2 separate regions of the Homo sapiens genome follow, and region 1 is linked to region 2. A link is an interaction called in ENCODE POLR2A ChIA-PET data of the cell type or tissue named here. Cell type or tissue: PC-3. All regions are shown on one strand.

Evidence for each region. ChIA-PET counts read pairs that join two places held together with the same protein. Peaks named below come from ENCODE experiments on the same cell type or tissue, not always from the same donor. Only the 100,000 strongest peaks of a DNase experiment are listed, where the experiment ranks them.
Region 1: POLR2A ChIA-PET joins it to region 2 with 28 read pairs; 2 of 35 experiments call an interaction of 5 or more read pairs at or near these places.

What each region holds. Positions count from the first base shown.
Region 1 is chr19:11,165,161-11,173,160 of GRCh38, forward strand. It overlaps KANK2 (KN motif and ankyrin repeat domains 2), which reads right to left. Exons shown (of 13, transcript NM_001136191.3): 10 at 7,821-7,963; 11 at 4,888-5,088; 12 at 4,717-4,806; 13 at 1-1,451. The coding sequence ends at 1,398. Among named protein-coding and RNA genes, the nearest start is that of SPC24, 13 kb to the left of the region's middle. RefSeq lists an enhancer at 1,086-1,586. In PC-3, no CTCF peak of the experiment used is centred here; DNase peaks (open chromatin) are centred at 2,761 and 3,591; H3K27ac peaks cover 1,702 bases.
Region 2 is chr19:11,378,005-11,386,004 of GRCh38, forward strand. It overlaps EPOR (erythropoietin receptor), which reads right to left and starts at 6,310. Exons shown (of 8, transcript NM_000121.4): 1 at 6,089-6,310; 2 at 5,093-5,228; 3 at 3,926-4,101; 4 at 3,688-3,845; 5 at 3,052-3,205; 6 at 2,880-2,967; 7 at 687-774; 8 at 1-591. The coding sequence starts at 6,203. RefSeq lists enhancers at 3,413-3,950, 3,617-3,686, 3,937-3,996, 4,007-4,096 and a silencer at 5,550-5,609. In PC-3, CTCF peaks have their summits at 455 (motif pointing right), 3,066, 4,131 (motif pointing right), 4,938 and 1 weaker place; DNase peaks (open chromatin) are centred at 817, 3,287, 3,717, 4,107 and 1 weaker place; H3K4me3 peaks cover 5,020 bases; H3K27ac peaks cover 3,661 bases.

The sequences.
Region 1 (8,000 bases), 210 kb before region 2:
TTCCCGCAGGCTCTGTTCCAGGCAGCTCCGGAAAGTCTCTAGGTTGTTAAAAAGCCCAGCTGGCCCATGTTTGGTTTTCAGCAAAGCCCTGTCTCTTGAAGTTTGCGCTGGGAGGCCTGGGGACGGCCAACTTTTAATCGTACACACATGGGGTTTTTGGGAGCCGGCCCTGCGTTTTGCCAACAAGCGCATGCCCTGTTTTCTTTCCTTTGAGGAGAGAAATTCTGGAGTCCCGGGGAGGAACAGGACGGCCCTGTGACCATAGTCTGGGGCCTGGCGGCGGGGACGCAGAAGCCACCCTGAGAGCCAGATTCTTTTCCTGCGTCTTCAGGTCTGAAGGATTTTCTAGGAAAATTAACATTTGCCAAGGCCTCCATGTGGGGAAGGGAGGGGTTTCTGGGTAATTTGTCTCTTTTTCTTTTCTTTCTTGAGACAGGGTCTCGCTGTGTCGCCCAGGCTGAAGTGCAATGGTGTGATCATAGCTCACTGTAGCCTCGACCTCCAGGGCTCAGCCTCCCAAGTAGCTGGGACTACAGGCGCGCACCACCACGCCTGGCTAGTTTTTAAATTTCTTGTAGAGATGGGTCTTGCTGTGTTGCCCAGGCTGGTCTTTAACGTCTAGGCTCAAGCTCAAGCTCTTGCCTTGCCCTCCCAAAGTGCTGGGATTACAGACGTGAGTCACCACGCCTGGCCGGTAATTTCTCATTGTGAATTGATTGGGTCCCTGTAAGTCACAGAGCCTGTCCTGAGTCCCTTCATCTGAATGAGGGTGAAAAGACTGAGTTTTCTGTCCCGGGTGACAAGGACAGAATCTGTCTTGTGAAACAACCAGAAGAAAATTCCCCTAAGAAAGCCGTCTAGCGGGGCAGTGGACACAACACTATTCTATATCAGACAATTAAATGTGGGGGATGAAGGGTGAACCCCAACTGGTGCGTAATAACACTTAGGATTAAAATGAAAATATGCAAGTTCCAGTGACTTTCAAATCTGGCAACAAATCCTAAGATTCCCACCCCCTCCTGCAACAATGATTCAAAAATACAATATTTTTTTCCTCTCCCTCTTCCTCCATCCATAATTACCAGCTGATTGTTCTCAATGTTCTTCATAAAACCCACACCCCAGCATCAGCCCTGGCGCCAATGTATACAAGAATTTTGCTTCGGTCTGCGCTGTGGCCACTTTGAACAGGGGAGCCAAGAAAACCCACTTGGAGCTGGAGTCCTGTGGCCGTCGGGGCTCCCCCAGGGAAGCAGAGGGAGAGCTCGCTTGCCTTTGAGCCGTGGGCCTTGGGGAGTGTGAGTGGGGTGGGCCAGGGAGGAACGGGAACAGGGAGGAGACGGGGACAAGGGACGGTTTGCTCCCGGTCTGGCTGGTCCCCGCCTCCCTCACGGCTACTCTTCTGCCGAGGATGATGTAGGGCTCTCGTCATCTGACATTGGGGCAAACTGAAACAGAGAAGCAGAATTCTTTTTGTTTGGGATCCTTTCCAATCCCCCGAGGCGCCAACGTGGTGGCTGGCCTGGTAGATATGATGGGTAAGCAGGAGGGAGGCGTGGCCCCTGGCCCCAAGGAGGTGGCGATCTGGGGGCACCGCCTTGAAGAAGCAAACTCATGACTGTGGTTGAGGATGTTCACCGGGGGTGAGGGATGCAAAGGAATGAGGGTGGACAGTGGCTGGTCAGGGAGGGTGAGTTCTCAGCTGACTGTGAACGGCATCAAGGAGCCAGCGAGCAGGGAAGAGCATTCCAGGCAGCGGAAACAGCACGTGCAAAGGCCCTGGGATAAGTGCAGAGGGGTGTGGCAATAAGGCCAGTGTGGCTAGAGGGGGAGAGAAACAGTAGTGGGGAAGGTGAGGGTGGTTGTGCAGGGCCTGGTGGGCTTTGGAGAGGACCCTGGCTTTTTCTTTTCTTTTTTTTGAGACAGAGTTTCACTCTTGTTGCCTAGGCTGGAGTGCAATGGCATGATCTCAGCTCACTGCAACCTCTGCCTCCTGGGTTCAAGTGATTCTCCTGCCTCAGCCTCCTTAGTAGCTGGGATTACAGGCAGGCGCCACCACGCCCGGCTAATTTTGCGTTTTTAGTAGAGATGGGGTTTCTCCATGTTGGTCAGTCTGGTCTCAAACTCCTGACCTCAGGTGATCCGCCCATCTTGGCCTCCCAAAGTGTTGAGATTACAGGCGTGAGCCACCGTGCCCGGCCTAGATTTTTTTTTGCTTAAAGACAGGGTCTTGCTCTGTTGCCAGGCTGGAGTATAGTGGTCCAATCATAGCTCACAGTAGCCTTGACTATCTGGGCTCAAGCAATCCTCCTGCCTTAGCCTCCCGAGTAGCTGGGACTATAGGCATGCACCACCAGGCCCAGCTAATTTTTTTTTTTTTTTGAGGCGGAATCTCACTCTGTCACCCAGGCTGGAGTGCAGTGGCGCGATCTCAGCTCACTGCAACCTCTGCCTCCCAGGTTCAAGCAATTCTCATGCCTCAGCCTCCCGAGTATCTGGGATTACAGGTGCCCACCACCACACCCAGCTAATTTTTGTATTTTTAGTAGAGACAGGGCTTCACCATGTTGGCCAGGCTGGTCTCGAACTCCTGACCTCAGGTGATCTGCCCGCCATGGCATCCCAAAGTGCTGGGATTACAGGCGTGAACCAGTGAGTCTGGCCTGAATGCTCCTTAAACACGTCAGACACACCCCTGCCTCAGGGCCTTTGCACTGCTTGTTCCTGCTGCCCGGAAGACCATGTGATTCACTCCCTAACTTCTCCAGGTGTTGACTCAAATGTCATCTCTTCTCTGAGGGACTCCAATAGCTTCCCCATCACTCGCCATCCCACGTCCTTGTTTTTTTTTTTTTTTTTTTTTCTTTGAGACAGAGTTTTGCTCTTGTTGCCCAATGTCATGATCTCTGGCTCACTGCAACCTCCACCTCCTGGGTTCAAGTGATTCTCCCGCCTAAGCCTCCAGAATAGCTGAGATTAAAGGCATGCGCCACCACACCCGGCTAATATTTTGTTTTTTTAGTACAGATGGAGTTTCACCATGTTGGCCAGCCTGGTCTTGAACCCCTTATCTCAAATCATCCGCCCACCTTGGCCTCCCAAAGTGCTGGGATTACAGGCATGAGCCACCACGCCTGGCCTCTTTCTTTTTTTTTTTCCCAGACAAGGCGGCACTCTGTCACCATGTAGTGATGCAACCATGGCTCACTGCAGCCTCAAATTCCTGGGTTCAGGTGATCCTCCTGCCTCAGCCTCCCGAGTAGCTGGGAGTACAGGCATGCACCTGTATTTTTGGGGGAGACAGGATCTCCCTATGTTGCCCAGGCTGGTCTCGAACTCTTGGGTTCAAGCAATCCTTCCATCTCGGCCCCACAAGGTGCTGGGATTACAGACGTGAGCCACCGCGCCCAGCCTGATTGTGTCTCTTACCAGAATGCTCACTCCATAAGGGTGGATACTGTTTTCTGTTTTGATCAGTGCTGTGACCACTGGGGACTACCTAGAACTGGGCCTAACATGCAGCAGGCGCTCAATAAATATTTTTCAAATGAGTGAATGGTGACTAAGACACGCATTTGGAACCAGACAGACCCAGGCGTGAATACTGTTATGCCAACCATGACCATGCAGCCTCTCTGTGACTAATTTCCTCACTGGGGCACTATGAAGGTTCAGCAAGCAGCTGACCATATTCTGACTTTATCCTTAGCGTGAACCCCATGCACAATCAGCTCTTCATAAACATCCGTCTCCTCTGGCCAGGCACAGTGGCTGACCCCTGTAATCCCAGCGCTTTCAGAGGCAGAAGAGGAAGCATGGCTTAAGCTCAGGTATTCAAGACCAGCCTGGGCAACATAGTGAGACCCAGTCTCTACAAAAGATGTTAAAAAATGTCCGGGTGCAGTGGCTCACGCCTGTAATCCCAGCACTTTGGGAGGCAGAGGCGGGCAGATCACTTGAGCTCAGGAGTTCAAGACCAGCCTGGCCAACACAGTGAAATCCCATCTCTACTAAAAATACAAAAATTAGCCGGGCATGGTGGTGTGCACCTGTAATCCCAGCTACTTTGGAGACTGAGGCAGGAGAATTGCTCGAACCTGGGAGATACAGGTTACAGTGAGCCAAGATTGTGCCACTGTACTCCAGCCTGGGTGATAGAACAAGACTTTGTCTCAAAAAACAAAACAAAAAAAACTCAGCCAGGTGTGGTGACGTGCGCCTGTAGTCCCAACTACTCAGGAGGCTGAGGTGAAAGGATCACTTGAGCCCAGGAAGTGGAGTTTGCAGTGAGCTTTAATTGTGCCACTGCACTCCAGCCTTGGTGACAGAGTAAGACCCAGTCTGAAAACAAAAACAAGACCAGGCATGGTGGCTCATACCTGTAATCCCAGCACTTTGGGAGGCTAAGGCAGGTGGATCACGAGGTCAGGAGTTTGAGACCAGCCTGACCATCATGGTGAAACCCCGTCTCTACTAAAAATACAAAAATTAGCCGGGTGTGGTGGTGCACACCTGTTATCCCAGCTACTCAGGAGGCTGAGGCAGCAGAATGGCTTGAAGCCGGGAGGCGGAGGTTGCAATGAGCCCAGATCGTGCCACCGCACTCCACCCTGGGCGACAGAGTGAGACTCTGCCTCAAAAACAAAAACAACAAATCTCTGTCCTTTCAGAGACCCACCCATCCCGTGCCTACCCGGCCGGATTGAGACTCACCGAGCACTTGATGTTCATGCGGGAATACAGCATGGACGCAATCTCACTCTGCCCTGCGTCCAAGGCCACCATCAGAGCTGTGCTCCCATCCTGCAAAGTATCCGGTGCTATGAATGACGTCCCCATGCTGTGCTCCCGCCCTCCCCGGGGTGCACCTGGTTGGAGACTCACGCGATCTGTGAGTGAGATGTCACAGCTGGGCACGGCCAGCAGCAGCCCCGCGATCTCCTTGTGGCCGTGCTCACAGGCGCACATGAGGGCCGTGGAGCCGTCATCATCTTGCACGTTGACATCTGCCTCACAGGCCAGCAGGGCTTTGACAACGTCCACCCGCCCGTGGCTGACGGCCAGCATCAGGGCCGTCTGTCCTGCCTGGGGAGGGCAAGGAACAGGATTATGGTTCATGCAGGCCCCAGGGCAGGACACCCCCTGGTCTAGAACCTGCTGTAGCTCCCACATACTCTGATGGTGAAATGTACCCTCAACTTGCTGATCTCCTCCTGAATCTCAAACAACCCTCCCGTCACCAGGGGAGTAATAAATCCACAGAGACAGAAAGCGGATGAGTGGTTGCCAGAGGCTGGGAGAAGCGGGGGCGGAGGAAATGATGGATACAGGTTTCCTTTGGGGGTGAAGAGAACGTTCTGGAACTAGACGGAGGTGTTGGTTGCACAACAGGGTGAATGTATTTCATGCCAGTAGTGCTTTTGGTTTTGTTTTGCTTTATTTTAGAGACAGGGTCTTGCTCTGTTGCCCAGGTTGGCGTGCAGTGGCACGATCGCAGCTCACTGCAGCCTCAACCTCCCCAGGCTCAGGTGATCCTCCCACCTCAGCCTCCCGAGTAGCTGAGACTACAGGCATGCGCCACAATGCCTGGCTAATTTTTGTATCTTTTGTATAGATAGGGTTTTGCCATGTTGCCCAGGCTAATTGTTCCTTTAAAAGGGTTAATTATTTTTTTTTGGAGATGGCGTCTCGCTCTGTCACCAGGCTGGAGTGCAGTGGCGCAATCTCGGCTCACTGCAACCTCCACCTCCTGGGTCCAAGCAACTCTCCTGCCTCAGCCTCCTGAGTAGCTGAGATTACAGGCGTGTGCCACTACGCCCAGCTAATTTTTGTATTTTTAGTAGAGACAGAGTTTCACCATGTTGGCCAGGATGGTCTCAATCTCTTCACCTCGTGATCCGCCCGCCTAGGTTTACAGGCGTGAGCCATCGTGCCCAGCCTAAAAGGGTTAATTCTGGGCACTGTGGCTTACGCCTGTAATCCTGGCACTTTGGGAGGCCGAGGTGGGAGGACTGCTTGACCCCAGGAGTTAGAGATCAGTCTGGGCAACATAGCGAGACCATGTCTCTAGTAAAAAATAAAATTAATAAAATACAGCCTGGACAACTTGGCAAAACCCCAACTCTAAAAAAAAATTAGCCGGGCATGGTGCCGCACGCTTGCAGTCCCAGCTACTTGGTGGCCTGAGGTTGGAGGACTGTTTGAGCATGGGAGGTCAAGGCTGCAGTCAGCTGTGATTGCACCACTGCACTCCAGCCTGGGTGACACAGTGAGACCCTGTCTCAAAAAAATAAAAAATAGAGATAAAATAAAATAAAAAGTTAGAAATAAAGGAGTTAATCTTATGTTTTGTGAATTTCACCTTCTTTTTTTTTTTAATAGAGAGGAGGTGGGGGTGGGGGGGTGTCTCTAGGTTCCCCAGGCTGGTCTGGAACTCCTGACCTCAAGCAATTTATCCCGCTTTGTTCTCTCAAAGTGCTGGGGTTACAGGCATGAGCCACCTTGGTGAGCCTCACCTTAATTTTTTTTTTTTTGAGATGGAGTCTCACTCTGTCACCCAGGCTGGAGTGCAGTGGTGCGATCTCGGCTCACTGCAACCTCCGCCTCCTGGGTTCAAGCGATTCTCCTGCCTTGAGTAGCTGGGATTACAGGCACATGCCACCATGCCCAGCTAATTTTTATATATTTTTTTTAGTAGAGATGGGGTTTCACCATGTTGATTAGGCTGGTCTCAAACTACTGACCTCGTGATCTGCCCACTTTGGCCTCCCAAAGTGCTGGGATTACAGGCATGAGCCACCGCACCCGGCTAATTTTTTTTTTTTTTTTTTGAGACAGAGTCTCACTCTGTAGCCCAGGCTGGAGGACAGTGGTGCGATCTCAGCTCACTGCAACTTCCACCTCCCAGGTTCAAGCGATTCTCCTGCCTCAGCCTCCCGAGTGGCTGGGATTATAGGCACGTGCCACCACGCCCAGCTAATTTTTTAATTTTTTAGTAAAGGCAGGGTTTCACCATGTTGGTCAGGCTGGTCTTGAACTTCTGACCTCAGGTGATCCACCCACCTCAGCCTCCCACAGTGCTGGGATTATAGGCATGAGCCATGGCGCCTGGCCTTAATTTTTTGAAAATGAAGCCACTAAAAAAATTTCTTGGAAATTAAAACAAAATTAAATCAATAAAGATAAGGCAGGATCATGCCTGTTATGCCCCGTCACAGCTCCATTTTGTTCCTTTGCTGTCTTCAGACTGTTGACGATCCCTCTCCTCCTCACTGTCCTCAGTGGGTCCTGGCTTCCCTGCTCTTTTGCCCAGACACCTGTTCATAAGCCCCAGTCACCTCCACAGTGCCTGTTTCTGCTTCCCAACACACAGCTGAAGGGAGCGCTCAAACCAGGAATCAGGCCACGCCACTTCCCTGCCTAAATTCCCCTGGCGGTTTCCTGCAGCCCTGAGTCCAAACTGGCTTGAGTCCCGGTGCTCCCTAAAATGCTTATGGCTTGAAGAACGGGCTAGTGAGCTTCAGGAGACCATGCCTGCTTGTTCGCCATTTCAGTCCCCAGTTTTCGGCCCAGGGAACCCAGCTGCTGCTCAATGAACTGTCCAGCAGGATGTGGGATGGGGTCATATTAAGAAAGGTAAGGACCCTCATATCCTCTACTCCTTCTAGTTTCCACAAGAAGGTCCTGTGTCAGAGACAGCCTGGCCATGAAGAGCAGGGCTCTGGAGTTAGACCACCTGGGTTTGGGCCTGTCACTCAGCTGGGATGTCATAAAGTAGGAAGAGCCACCTGGATCTGCAGCAGCCGGGGTCCCCATACCTGGCTGGCTTTGGCATTGATGTTGCCAAGCCGGAAGAGCTGAAGGACAGTCTCGATGTCGTCCTGGGTCTTCAGGGTGGCCAGGGCGGTGAGCATAATAGGGCTGTAGCCAGCACGGTTCTGTTTGTCCACCTTGCAGACACCTAAGAGACATGGTGTGAACCCTCAGACCAGGGATCG
Region 2 (8,000 bases):
GGGGGGCAGAGGCTCAGCGGCTGGGATAAGGCTGTTCTCATAAGGGTTGGAGTAGGGGCCATCGGATAAGCCCCCTTGGGCTCCCTGGGAGTCCCCTGAGCTGTAGTCAGTTGAGATGCCAGAGTCAGATACCACAAGGTACAGGTACTTTAGGTGGGGTGGGGTAGGGGGCAGCTCAGGGCACAGTGTCCATGGACGCAAGAGCTGGGAGCTGGGGTCCAGGATAGTGTACTCAAAGCTGGCAGCAGAGGCTCCCTCTGGGCTGGGCTTCGAGGCCAAAGCAGATGAGCAGGAGGATGCTTCTGAGCCTTCATCCATGGCCACTATGTCCACACTGCCACCAGGCCCTGGGAGGTCCTCACTGGGCGGGTTCCGGGGCAGCAACCATTTGTCCAGCACCAGATAGGTATCCTGGGCATGCTCACTGCCCACTGGCTCCAGCAGGGGGCCCTCATCATCTGTCCCCGGCTCCACTGCCTGCATCGTCCCCCAGCAGCGCTCTGAGAGGACTTCCAGGGAAGCAGGTGGGTCCTCCGTGAAGGGGGTGCAGGGGCTCCACCACAGGCAGCCATCATTCTGGTACAGCCACAGCTGAAGAAATAGCACCAACCTGCTCAGAGAGGCCTGCAGTTTGGCTGCAAGAAGCAGGGAAGCCCAGGCACTGAGGGGACAACCAGGCCACCTACCTGGAAGTTACCCTTGTGGGTGGTGAAGAGGCCTTCAAACTCGCTCTCTGGGCTCGGGATGCCAGGCCAGATCTTCTGCTTCAGAGCCCTGTTGAAGCCAATATAAATAGTTACATAGATATGACTCATTGAATACTCACCAATTCCCCCTCCACTCCCAGTCATAGAGGCACAGATACACTTGGTCCCTGTGATCACAATGGAGGCAGAGGAGTACATCAGGGCCAGGGGACAGGGGTTTTGGCTGAAGCATCAGCAAGGCCCTACAAAAGGGTAAATGGAACAGGGTATTGAAGGGTGCATAGGAGTTCAATATACCTTGGTCATTCTCCCTTTAATCCTGGCCATGGCCAGGTGCAGTGGTTTACACCAGCACTATAATCCCAGTACTTTGGGAGGCTGAGGTGGGAGGATCATTTGAACCCAGGAGTTCAAGACCAGCCTAGGAAACATAGTGAGACCCCCATCTCTAAAAAAAATAAAATAAAATAAATTAAAAAACCCAAAACCCTGGCCCAGATTTTTCCAGGAGGTCCATGATGTCACTTCATAGATAAATATTATGTTACCTTCTGGGGTAATGAGAGAAGGCATTTAGGATAAAATCCAAGCCAGGCACGGTGGCTCATGCCTATAATCCCAGCACTTTGAGAGGCTGATGTGAGCAGATCACCTGAGGTCAGGAGTTTGAGACCAGCCTGGCCAACATGGTGGAACCCCGTCTCTACTAAAACTACAAAATTAGCCGGGCATGCACGCCTGTAATCTCAGCTACTCAGGCGGTTGAGGCAGGAGAATCACTTGAACCTGGGAGGCAGAGATTGCAGTGAGCCAAGACTGCTGCACTGCACTACAGCTTGGGCGACAAGAGTGACTCTGTCTCAAAAAAAAAAAAAATTCCAAACTCCTCCCCACCACCCTGCAGAAGGCCCTGCGTTATATGACCCCTGTCACCTCCCTCATCTCAATATCTGCCACACCCCCTTACATACCACTCTAGCCATGTGGCAATTTTTTTTTTTTTTTTGAGACGGAGTTTCACTCTTATTGCCCAGGCTGGAATGCGATGGCACGATCTCGGCTCACCCGCAACCTCCACCTCCCAGGTTCAAGTGATTCTCCTGCCTCAGCCTCCCGAGTAGCGGGGATTACAGGCATGTGCCACCACGCTTGGCTAGTTTTGTATTTTTAGTAGAGGTGGGGTTTCTCCATGTTGGTCAGGCTGGTCGCGAACTCCCAACCTCAGGTGATCTGCCTGCCTCGGCATCCCAAAGTGCTGGGATTACAGGCGTGAGCCACCATGCCAGGCCATGCCATGTGGCAATTCTTGAAGCTGGCTGAACGTTCCAATCTCATTCCCACCTCAGGGCCTTTGCACTTGCTGTTTCTTCTCCCCACTTTTCAAGCGGCTGCTTCCTTCCAATCTTCAGGTTTCCACTCTGATGTCACCTCCTCCTGGAGGCCTTCCCTGACCATCCTGTCATGTCACCACATTCTGTTTGTTTCTGTGATATCACTCATTACAATTTGTCATCAAATATTTCTTGGGTCCCTTGTTTGTTGACTTGAGATCCACAAGGTCAGGGACTTGTGGTCAGGGTCTAGCTTGTTCTCCATTCTCTCTCCAGTGCCTGGCACATGTTTGGCACTCTGTTTGTATTTTCCAACCAAGTAAATGAACAGGGCCATGAAAGACGACTAGAAGATTGCTTAGCAGACAAGGCAGGAAGGGCATTCCAGGCAGAGGGAACAGCATGGGCAAAAGCTTGGGGGTGTGAAACCACCTAGTGTGTGCTTGGAATTACAAATACCTCAGAACGGCTAGTCTGATCATAGTGTCTGAGAAGCTTGACCGCAGGGGTGCGGAGGCATTCAGGGTCTTAAATTCTTTCACTAAATCCATCTAGTTGATTTTACAAAGGTGATGACACTGGGGAAAGGAACTAACAAAGGGACCCAAGAAATGGCAGCCCCTGATGTAGAAGGAAAATCAGGTGAAAGTCCCCAAGAGCAGAAAATGTTAACGAAGAGTCTGGGTCTAGTCTGGCATGCATCCCAGCCCTGCCACTGATGTGAATCCTTACTGCGTGACCTTGGGCAAGTGCGTGTCTCTCTCTGAGCCTAGGTTTCCATAGTGAAAGAGGACCGTTGGCGGGGAGGAGTCTGGGCCCAGCGCCCAAATGGGGAGCTCACCGGCGGTGGGAGAGCAGCGCGAGCACGGTCAGCAGCACCAGGATGACCACGAGGATGAGGGAGAGCGTCAGGATGAGGGGGTCCAGGTCTAAGAGGCGGGGAGGAGGTCAGGGCGGTGGGCTTGCCCCGTGATTCGCCCTGGCTCCTCCTACACCCCCGCCTGGGGCCTCACCGCTAGGCGTCAGCAGCGACACAGGCTCCGACCAGGCGCTCCAGAAGCCGCCGAAGCTCGGCTCAGCCATACGCGCGCGGACGGCGAAGGTGTAGCGCGTCCGGCCCCGCAGGTTGCTCAGCACACACTCGGTGCGGCCCTCCAGGATCTCCACCTGGGGGCGGAATCAGGGCGAGGGACGCGTAGCAGACAAAAATAGATGACGTGGGGGCGGGCCCTGGTGGAACTGAGCCAATCAGGGGAAAGGAAAACGGTGCCCTAGAATTGCAATGGGACCAATAAGAGTAGGGGGAGGAGCCCAAGAAAGCTCAGGGCCAATCAGAGAGAGAGTCTCTGGTACGAAAGGGCGGGACCCGGGCAATTTAATATCTGGGCTAGCACTCGTAGAGGGACCCGGGCGCTAAAGGGGTCTAGGGTTACGGGCCGGAGGGAGAAGAAGTTGGGGTTCAACAGGCTTGCGAGGACATTAGGAAAGGGGGTGTGTCTGTGGGCGTGGAACGGTCTTCAGCACCAGGGTAATGGGATGTGGGATGTTACGGACCGGCCCTGAAAGCGGCACCGGGCGCGACCTCGAGAGGCGTGGCTGGGCCGTAGTCAGTGGAGCTTTGGGGGCTGGGCCGTAGGGGCTGGCCTCACCCTCTGTACGCTCCCTGCGCCGTTGCCGGCCGAGACGTCCACCTCGTAGCGGATGTGAGACGTCATGGGTGTCTCAGGCGGCGGGAGCCAGCGCAACACTACGTGGCCGCTCTCGTCAGCCAACCGCGCCACCAGCCCCACGGGGGCGTCTAGGAGCACTGCAGGCATGGGGGTTGGTCAGGTGGGCGAGGACTGAGACCCTCTCCTCCGACCACTCCTCCATTCCCAGAGCACTTACCTACTTCATTGATGTGGATGACACGGTGATATCGCGGAGCGCCGGAGGCTGCTGTGACGCGCAACTCTAGGGGCACGAAGCTCGACGTGTCGGCTGTAGGCAGCGAACACCAGAAGCGCACCGCACCACGAGCCGTGGGAGCCTGGTGCAGGCGACACAGCTTCCATGGCTCATCCCTATGCGCCCAGGGAAGGGAGCAGGTTGGGAGGGGGGACCGGGGAGTTGGCATTGCCCGGCCTGTGGGGGGCAGTGTGTATGTGTGACACAAGGTCTAGCCTTGTGTGTGTGTGTGACAAGGTGTTCCTTCGTCGCCCAGGCTGGAGTGCAGTGGCGCGATCATGGCTCACTGCAGCCTCAAATTCTGGGGCTTAAGGGATCCTCCCACCTCAGCTTCCCAAGTAGTTGAGACCACAGGCACGCGCCACGCCTGGCTTTTTTTTTTTTTTTTTTTGAGACGGAGTTTCGCTCTTGTTGCCCAGGCTGGAGTGCAATGGCGCTACCTCGGCTCACCGCAACCTCCGCCTCCCGGGTTCAAGCGATTCTCCTGCCTCAGCCTCCCGAGTAGCTGGGATCACAGGCATGCGCCACCACGCCCGGCTAATTTTGTATTTTTAGTAGAGATAGAGTTTCTCCATGTTGGCCAGGCTGGTCTCAAACTCCCGACCTCAGGTGATCCGCCCGCCTCAGCCTCCCAAAGTGCTGGGATTACAGGCGTGAGCCACCGCGCCCAGTCTAATTTTTTTTTAAGAGACGGGGATCTCGCTGTGTTGCCCAGGCTGGTCTTGAACTCCTGGGCTCAAGCGGTTCTTCCGCCTCGACCTTCCAAAGAGTTGGGATTACAGGCATGAGCCACTGCTGGCCTCCTTTTGGATACTACCTCGAGAAGGCGTCCCAGCCCCGACGTAGTAACGCCTTACCCTCGATTTGGAGGCGTTGTTATCCCAGCCTGATGTTTGGGGTCGCGTTCCAGCGGTGATCGCGGGAGTGTTCGCGCCCCGGCCCATAGAGGGCGTGCCAGCCCTGGACCCGCAGGTTTCCCTCCAGTGACCACGACTGGAGGCGCCGTCGGGCCTCAAACAGCAGGGGACATACGAGGCTACGACCTCCAGGGAGCTCTGCCCCACCCCCTCCCTCCGCCCTTGGAGGCACCCGCCGGATCGGACTCACTCGAGCTGGTAGGAGAAGCTGTAGTTGCCCGGGCCCACCCCAGCGCTCGCCGCTTCCTCCCAGAAACACACCAAGTCCTCCAACCGCTCGGTGAAGCACAGAAGCTCTTCGGGCCCCCGGGCCGCCAGCAAGGCCGCTGGGGAGGGGCGACAAAGGAAGGGCATGGGGGTCTGAGCTCTATCCTCGGGAGACAGCCCCCTCCTCTTCCCTCCCGCAGCCTGGGCGGACCCGATAAGAAAAAAGCCCCGCCCTGCCATCTTCCCAAGCGGGTCCCTTGGAGGGGTCCGCAGAGGTGGTGCCCCCCTAATTCCCAGGGGCAAGTTTCTCGCCTTACTGTCCCCCGCCGTCACCACTGGCGCACACCTGCCCACCCAGCGGCCAGCTGAGCTGGGCGCGGCGTTCAAGACCTCGAGCTCGGGACTGCCAGCCCCGCCCCAGCCTAGGACACGCGCGCGGCTGGGGGTGTGTGCGGAGAGGCGGGCCCCCTATCGGCCCCGGCAGGCTCCCCGCCAACCGATAGCGCCAACCGTGCCCCCCGCCTCCCTCCCTCCACCGGGCCGGGCAAGTGATCTGGCGCCCTCACACAAACCGTGTTTACAGTAGCCTGTGGCTTGGCCCCTCTAACTCGGACCCGGGCTTTACCCTCCCTCCCCTAGGGAGGGTCGGCTTGGTCCCCACCCCCCAGGGACCTTAGCACCAAGTCAGCCCCCTTAGGATTTAGCATGTCCCAGACTCCCTGAAAAGGTAAAACGGGAATGTTAAGCCCACTCTAGCTCTTGCCCGGGACGCGATCAGGAGTCTTGGATCCTAACATACCCCACCCCGCCCCCCACCCATCCAGGACCCAGTCTAAGGGTTCAGATGCCAGCTTGGCCCCCAGGACCCGGTCAGGAAGTCCAGAAACAGGCATGGCCCCCAGGACCTAGGCTGGGAGTTCAGGCCCCAGCATGGTCCTGCAGGCTCCAGCGTAGGGGTCCACACGCAGCTCATCCTTACCTTTGCTCTCGAACTTGGGGTCCGGGAGGTTAGGCGGGGGCGCCCAGGCGGCCCCAGCGAGCAGGAGACAAAGGGAGCCGACCTGGGGCCAGAGGGACGCCCCGAGGTGGTCCATGATACAGCCCCCGCCACGGGGAGCCCAGGGCTCCTGCCCCTCCGTCCCCCGCCCCCGGCACAGTCCACAGCTGGGTCAGCAGCTGCCTCCGCCGGACGCAGCTGACCAGGCCCTTCCCGACCAGGCGCCTCTAAGTGGCAGATCCCCGAGGGGGCGGGGCCAGCACTCAGCCTGGGTAGAGATAAGTGCCTGGCGGGAGGAGGCAGGGGCCCTTCCCGAGCCCAGAGGCCGCTTGGGGGCAGGGGAGGGAGTTGGGCCGCAACAGCTCCCGTTCTGGCTTCAGACACACGTTTTTTTTTTCTTTGTGGCCCTGGACAGGTGACTTACCTTACCTGAGCTTCAGACTTCTCATCTGTAAAATCTAGCCTGGCACATAGCGAACATTCCAAAAAATGTACCTACTGATTTTATCGCAGAAATCAGCATCTCTTCCCAGCCTGGAAATAAATAAAAATTATTTTCTCTCTCTCTCTCTCTCTCTCTCTCTCTCTCTCTCCTTTCCTTCCTTCCTTCCTTCCTTCCTTCCTTCCTTCCTTCCTTCCTTCCTTCCCTCCTTCCCTCCTTCCCCCTCTCTCTCTCTGTCTCAGGGTGTTGCTCTGTCACCCAGGCTGGAGTGCAGTGGCACAATCATAGCTCACTGCAGCCTCTGGACTGAAGCAATCTTCCCACTGCACCTGGCTAATTTTTAAAATTCTTTGTAGAGATGGGATCCCACTATGTTGTCCAGGCTGGTCTTGAAATCCCGGACTTAAGCAATCCTCCAGCCTCCATCTCCCAATGTGCTGGGAATACCAGCACGAGCCACTGAAGCCGGCCAATAATAATCCTTGCAACGACCAGCAGTTGAGTGTTTGCACAGTGCTAGGCCATGCTCCTGGGCAGTATGCATAATATGTGAGATTTTCATTTACGAATTTTTGGGAAAAAAATTTTTACCACCCACATTTTTATTCTCTTGGGCTGGGCCCGGTGGCTCACGCCTATAATCCCAGCACTTTGGGAGGCCGACGTGGGCAAATCACTTGAGGTCAGGAGTTTGAGACCAGCCTGGCCAACATGGTGAAATCCCATCTCTACTAAAAATACAAAAATTAGCCAGGTGTGGTGGCGTGTGCCTGTAATCCCAGCTACTCAGGAGGCTGAGGCATGAGAACTGCTTCAGTCTGGGAGATGAAGATTGCAGTGAGCCAAGATCATGCCACTGCAACTCCAGCCTGGGCAACAGAGTGAGACTGCATCTCAAAAAATAATAATAATTGGCTGGGCGCGGTGGCTCATACCTGTAATCCCAACACTTTGGGAGGCCGAGACAGGCGGATCATGAGGTCAGGAGTTCGAGACCAGCCTGGGCAACATGGCGAAACCACGTCTCTACTAAAAATACAAAAATTAGCCAGGCGTAGGCCGGGCGCGGTGGCTCACGCCTGTAATCCCAGCACTTTGGGAGGCCGAGGTGGGCAGATCACGAGGTCAAGAGATCAAGACCATCCTGGCCAACATGGTAAAACCCCATCTCTACCAAAAATACAAAAATTAGATGGGCGTGGTGCTGCATGCCTGTAATCCCAGCTACTTGGGAGGCTGCAGGAGAATCGCTTGAACCCAGGAGCCGGAGGTTTCAGTGAGCCGATATTGTGCCACTGCACTCCAGCCTGGTGACAGAGCGGGACTCCGTCTCAAAAAATATATATATATATTCGAGCGTGGTGGTGGGTGCCTGTAATCCCAGCTACTCAGGAGGCTGAGGCAGGAGAATTGCTTGAAACCAGAAGGCAGAGGTTGCAGTGAGCTGAGATC